Regions from separate parts of the Homo sapiens genome. Here region 2 is linked to region 1. Evidence: read pairs that join two places in POLR2A ChIA-PET (ENCODE). Cell type or tissue: A673. All regions are shown on one strand. Each heading gives the region's core, and the rest is flanking DNA. Links, peaks and the distances in the headings are about the cores only. Region 1 overlaps DDI2 (DDI proteasomal shuttling factor 2). Region 2 overlaps DNAJC16 (DnaJ heat shock protein family (Hsp40) member C16).

Region 1 (2,894 bases), core at 20-2,519:
TTTATAGTCTGAACTCTGTGCATTGGGATTTAGTAGGTTCTATGTCACTGAAATAATATGCAGAATTGTGTGGATGTGAATGTGTGTGTGCACTGGATAGAGAGAGGGTCATAGCTTTGTTCAGATACTTGAAGTGGCTCATGATCCACAAAATGATTATAAGGTCTTAATGTGAAACAGCTTGGTGAAATGTGTGGTTTTTTTCCATTCGCTGCCATATTCAGATAGATTTTCTTAAATAGTGTTTAGCCTGTAGGTCACCAGTTTTAAAGTTTATGGTGACAGATGCTGGCAGAGTCTGGGTGATGACAGACTGACTGCAGTTTTAACCACAGTGTTTCCATTCAGCCTGAAACTGGAACTTACTGAGACCATCAAGGACCGGCTCCACCAGATCTGGAAGACATTAGTCCCTTGGGGCCACAGTTAAACTTTAGAAAGAAGTTAAAACTTCTTTCTGAAGAAGTTAAACGTATTTAAACAACTATGACAATCAGTAAAAACCACATCTTCCTTTGGTTAATTTGATGAGATTATTAATTCCGGAATTTACTTCTTTTTTTTTTTCCTCTGCATTGTTGTTTATGGACAAGAGAGCCTGTAACAGGTTGGGGCAGGAGTGATCTGGTCTATTAAGTAAACATGTTTTTGAGAATTATTCTGAAGTGAATGGACTCTCAAGATAATGTATAACAGGAGTGGAGATAAAATTTCTTGACCTGCAAAGAGGGCCCACCCATATATGTTTTTCTGGCTGGTATAGATTAACTACCTCACAGAGATCATCCTCTTCACTTCACCATTTCCTTGGTTGGGAGTTGAAGAAAGTGGCTAGTTGAACCCCTGCTAAAGGGTAGAAATGTTACATCATGAGTTTAAGCATTCTCTTTTTCTATCTGAGGTCCAAAAAGGCTTCAGGATAGTCCCAGACTTGAGACAAGTTTGTTTGTTTTTTGATTTTTTAGTTTATTTAAAATCCTTAATAGTGCAAGGATTGTGCTATAATTCTGATCACTGTGGAATTGCTTAGTGTACTGTCATTTATAACATTAAGCACAGTTATCCTTAAGAAAAGTATTCAGTTGTTCAGACAAGTTTGACCATCAACTATATTTTTTGGAGTTGAAGGAATGTCGATTGACTCAGGCCTAGCCCCTCATTCTGGCTCTCCTTGTTTACTTTTCTCTTTTTCATTTTTCTTTTTTAAATAACAGTTTTATTGAGATAGAATTCATGCATTTAAATGATTTTTTTTTACTATATTCATGAGTTGTGTAACCATCACCACAATCCATTTTAGCGTATTTTCATTACCTTAAAAAGAAATCCTATACCCATTTATAGTCATTTCCCATTTCCCCCTAGTCTCCGCAGCCTAGACAACTACAAGTCTACTTTCTGTCTCTATGTATTTACCTATTTGGAACATTTCATATAAATGGGGTCATACAATATGTGAGTCCGTTGTGTAAGGATTAAAATTCCCTTTTATCTTCCTTTCATTTTAGTAAGGTCAGTTCCACCTGGCATATAGAACCTGGGAGTTGTAGCTTCTAAACTGTGGTAGCTTTTGGTGTATTCAGCACTGAGAACCTATGCAAGTCCCTTTTCTTCTTTCTTTTCTATAAAATGATGACACTGTTTAGCTCCCCAAGGGCATGAGAAGAGTTAGCAGAGATGCACAGATTAAAGTATAAATTCAGAGAACTATTAAGAACTTCCCTGAGCCAATACGTTTAGCACTGACTTGCAGAATTTAGCATCTAATATTTATGCTGCTCACTTGACATATATAATATCCTTTGATCCGGCCGGGCACAGTGGCTCACACTTATAATCCCAGCACTTTGGGAGGCTGAGGTGGGTGGATCACCTGAGGTCAGGATTTCGAGACCAGCCTGGCCAACATGGTGAAATCCCATCTCTACTAAAAATACAAAAAATTAGCTGGGCGTAGTGGCACACGCCTGTAATCCCAGCTACTCGGGAGGCTGAGGCAGGAGAATCACTTGAACCCAGGAGGCAGAGGTTGCAGTGAGGCAAGATCGTGCCATTGCACTCCAATCTGGGCAACAAGGCAAGACTCCGTGTCAAAAAAAAAAAAAAAAAATTCTTTAATCCAAGCGTCAAGGCTGTTTGAACCATATGTCAGACCAGAGTAGGATTTTTCTCAAGAACAACATCCAGACTTATGCAATTATATTTATTGAAACTAGCTTTAATTTTTTTTTTTTTTTTTCTTTTGAGATGAAGTTTCGCTCTTGTTGCCTGGGCTGGAGTGCAATGGCGCCATCTCGGCTCACTGCAACCTCCACCTCCCGGGTTCAGGTGATTCTTCTGCCTCAGCCTCCTGCGTAGCTGGGATTACAGGTGACTGCGACCACGCCCAGCTAATTTTTGTATATTTAGTAGAGACAGAGTTTCACTATGTTGACCAGGCTGGTCTTGAACTTCTGACCTCAGGTGATCCAGCCACCTTGACCTCCCAAAGTGCTGGGATTACAGGTGTGAGCCACCACGCCTGGCCACTTTAATGATTTAAAAACATAAATTAAAAACCTGATGTCTATTGTGAGATATTTTATAAGCTAAAAATTTGGAGTTACTACCATCACCTTCCCCCTATTTTTCTTCTTCTATCGATTCACTCTCAGCCGGCAGTCTTTATATTCAGAGTCATCATGAGAAAGAACAAGGTTAAAGTCTACAGTTACCTTTGCTGCTGTCATATACCATGTATGAGCAAGTGTTCTGCTGTTTCCTTCAAGTGCTTGTTTTTGTAGAGTAATTTGAGTAAACTGAATTGATTTTCCCCAACAGACTTACCCCGAATAGATTTCAGTAGTATAGCTGTGCCTGGCACATCAAGTCCCCGGCAGCGCCAGCCACCAGGA
Region 2 (2,922 bases), core at 224-2,723, 78 kb before region 1:
CCTGAGTAGGGTAAGATCTTCCCGGCATAATACCGTAGTCTCCCCTGATCCACCCCACTTACCCCTTTTTCAGTTTCTGAGGTTTCAGTTACCCACAGTCAACCAGGTCCAAAACATAGGTGACTACAGTGCAAGAAGATATTTTGAAGCCGGGCGTGGTGGCTCACGCCTGTAATCCCAGCACTTTGGGAGGCCGAGGCGGGCAGATCACGAGGTCAGGAGATTGAGACCATCCTGGCCAACGTGGTGAAACCCCGTCTCTACTAAAAATACAAAAAATTAGCCGGGCGTGGTGGTGGGCCCCTGTAGTCCCAGCTACTCGGGAGGCTGGGGCAGGAGAATGGCGTGAACCCAGGAGGCGGAGCTTGCAGTGAGCTGAGATCACGCCGCCCACTGCACTCCAGCCTGGGCGACAGAGCAAGACTCCGTCTCAAAAAAAAAAAAAAAAAAAAAGATGTTTTGAGCGAGGGGGACCATGTTCACATCACTTTATTACAGTATATTGTTAGAATTGTTCTATTTAAATATTGTTGTTGTTAATCTCTTGCTGTGCCTAATTGATAAACTTTATCATAGGTATGTGTATAGGAAAAAAACATAGTTTGTATAGAGTTCAGTACTATGTGGTTTCAGGCACCTACTGGGGGTCTTGGAACGTATCCTCTGCAGTTAGGGGATGACTGCTGTATGTAAAGTAAGGCCAAGGAGGCCAAGGACAAAACTCAGAACAGCCACCGGCACACAAGACAAGGGGGTGCCTGATGGAGACGAGAAGGTGCTGCAAGTCAGGAAGAAAACAAATACCAGTGTCCGAATAGAAAAGAGAAGATAATCTCAATCCAGGGTAAATGGATGAGGATTTCCTAAATTGGTCTTTCGGAACAGTTTATAGTTCTGAGAATTATATTTATTTATCCCACTGGGGAAAATTGTAAATCAAATACATTTACAAAATTATTGGTAGAATGGCTGCTTTACCAGCTTGCTCTTTGTGGATATCAAGTGTATGCTTAACAAACTCAGTTTTCACAACAGCAGGTGGCTTAATGATCACTAGTAGCACCAGTGGTTTCCTGTTGCTCTAGGTAATTTGTTGTCATTGCTATATGGTATTTATGGCCATTATAATTTATTGAATCATTCTTCCGTTGGTGGACATTGGGGGCTTTGAGGAATAGTGTTGCAATGAATATCATAACCTAAGTACAGAGTTCTCTAGGACAGCAGTTTTCAGAATGTGGTTGATAGACTCCTGGGGATTCTCAAAGATCCTTCAAGAGAAAGTCTGTGAGATCATATCAAGACACGATTTGCCTTTTTCACTGTGTTGACATTTACACTGATAGTACCAAAGCAGTAGTGGGTGAAGCTGCCAGTGCCAGTGCATGAATCCAGGCAGGGCACCAGGCCACCTACCATCATTGTGTGCTTCACCCCCAATCACTCGCAGCAAAAACAAACCACTAGATTCACTTCATGTATTTTGTTTTCTTTTGTTTTTGGAGACAGAATCTCACTCTGTCGCCCAGGCTGGAGTGCAATGGCATGATCTCGGCTCACTGCAACCTCCGCCTCCCGGGTTCAGGCAATTCTTCTGCCTCAGCCTCCCGAGTTGCTGGGATTACAGGCACCTGCCACCATGCCCGGCTAATTTTTGTATTTTTAGTAGAGATGGGGTTTCACCATGTTGGCCAGGCTGTTCTTGAATTCCTGACCTCAGGTGATCCGCCCACCTCAGTCTCCCAAAGTGGTGGGATTACAGGCGTGAGCCTCCGTGCCCGGCCTCACCTTATATCTTTGATGAAGCAGTAAGAAGTGTTAATTTTATTAAACCTTAACCCTTGAGTGCATGTCTTTTTGATGGATTTAATATTCTGTGTGATGAGCTGGGAAGTGTGCATAAAGCTGTCCTGCTGCACAACAGAGTACAAATGTCCTGAGGACAAGTGCTTACCTTGCCACTTTTCTTAATGGAATATCATTTTTACTTGGAAGAATGACAGACAACTATGGTTATTTAGACTCGGGAATTTGGCAGACATTTTCTCTAAAACAGATGAAGTGATGTGGCACTTTAAAACAAACAACTGGTGGTATTTATTGCCAGTGATAAAATTCAGGCTTCCAAGAACATTAGAATTTCGAAAAATTTGTACTGGCCATCATGACAGCTTCTCAGAATTTTCTGATGAGATTGGTTCATCAAAGTGATGTGGTTTTTTTTTTTTTTGCTTTTGTTTTTGTTTTTTAGAGGATCTCACTCTGTCACTCAGGCTGGAGTGCAGTGGCACAGACTCGGCTCACTGCAGTTCCGACTTCCTGGGCTCAAGTGATCCTTCTGCCTCAGTCTCCCGAGCAGCTGAGACTACAGGCATGCACCACTGGCTAATTTTTTTAAAAAATTTTTTTTGCTGAGGCAGGCATATCATCTGAATTCAGGAGTTCAAGACCAGCCTGGCCAACATGGTGAAACCCCGTCTCTACTAAAAATACAAAAAAGCCGGGTGTGGTGGCATGCACCTGTAATCCCAGCTACCCGGGAGGCTGAGACAGGAGATTCACTTGAACCCAGGAGGCAAAGGTTGCAGTGAGCCAAGATTGTTTCACTGTACTCCAGCCTGGGTGAGAATGAGACTCTGTCTCAAAAAAAAAAAAATTTTTTTTGTTTGAGAGACAGGGTCTCACTTTGTTGACTAGGATGGTCTTGAACTCCTGGCCTCAAGTGGTCCTCCTGCCTGGGCCTCCCAAAGTGCTGGGATTACAGGTGTGAGCCACTGCACCCAGCCCGTTCTTTTTTTAATAAGTATAATAAAATATGTTGGCCAGGCGTGGTGACTCAAGCCTGTAATCCCAGTACTTTGGGAGGCTGAGGCAGGTGGATCATGAGGTCAGGAGTTCGAGACCAGCCTGCCCAATATGGTG

The links. Peaks named below come from ENCODE experiments on the same cell type or tissue, not always from the same donor. Only the 100,000 strongest peaks of a DNase experiment are listed, where the experiment ranks them.
Region 2: POLR2A ChIA-PET joins it to region 1 with 5 read pairs; 3 of 35 experiments call an interaction of 5 or more read pairs at or near these places.

The regions. Positions count from the first base shown.
Region 1 is chr1:15,627,505-15,630,398 of GRCh38, forward strand. DDI2 (DDI proteasomal shuttling factor 2) reads left to right here. Exons shown (of 10, transcript NM_032341.5): 3 at 2,821-2,894. Among named protein-coding and RNA genes, the nearest start is that of DDI2, 11 kb to the left of the region's middle. In A673, for the core only: no CTCF peak of the experiment used is centred there; no DNase peak of the experiment used is centred there; H3K27ac peaks cover 902 bases.
Region 2 is chr1:15,549,386-15,552,307 of GRCh38, forward strand. All of the region lies in intron 7 of DNAJC16 (DnaJ heat shock protein family (Hsp40) member C16), which reads left to right. Among named protein-coding and RNA genes, the nearest start is that of DNAJC16, 24 kb to the left of the region's middle. In A673, for the core only: no CTCF peak of the experiment used is centred there; no DNase peak of the experiment used is centred there.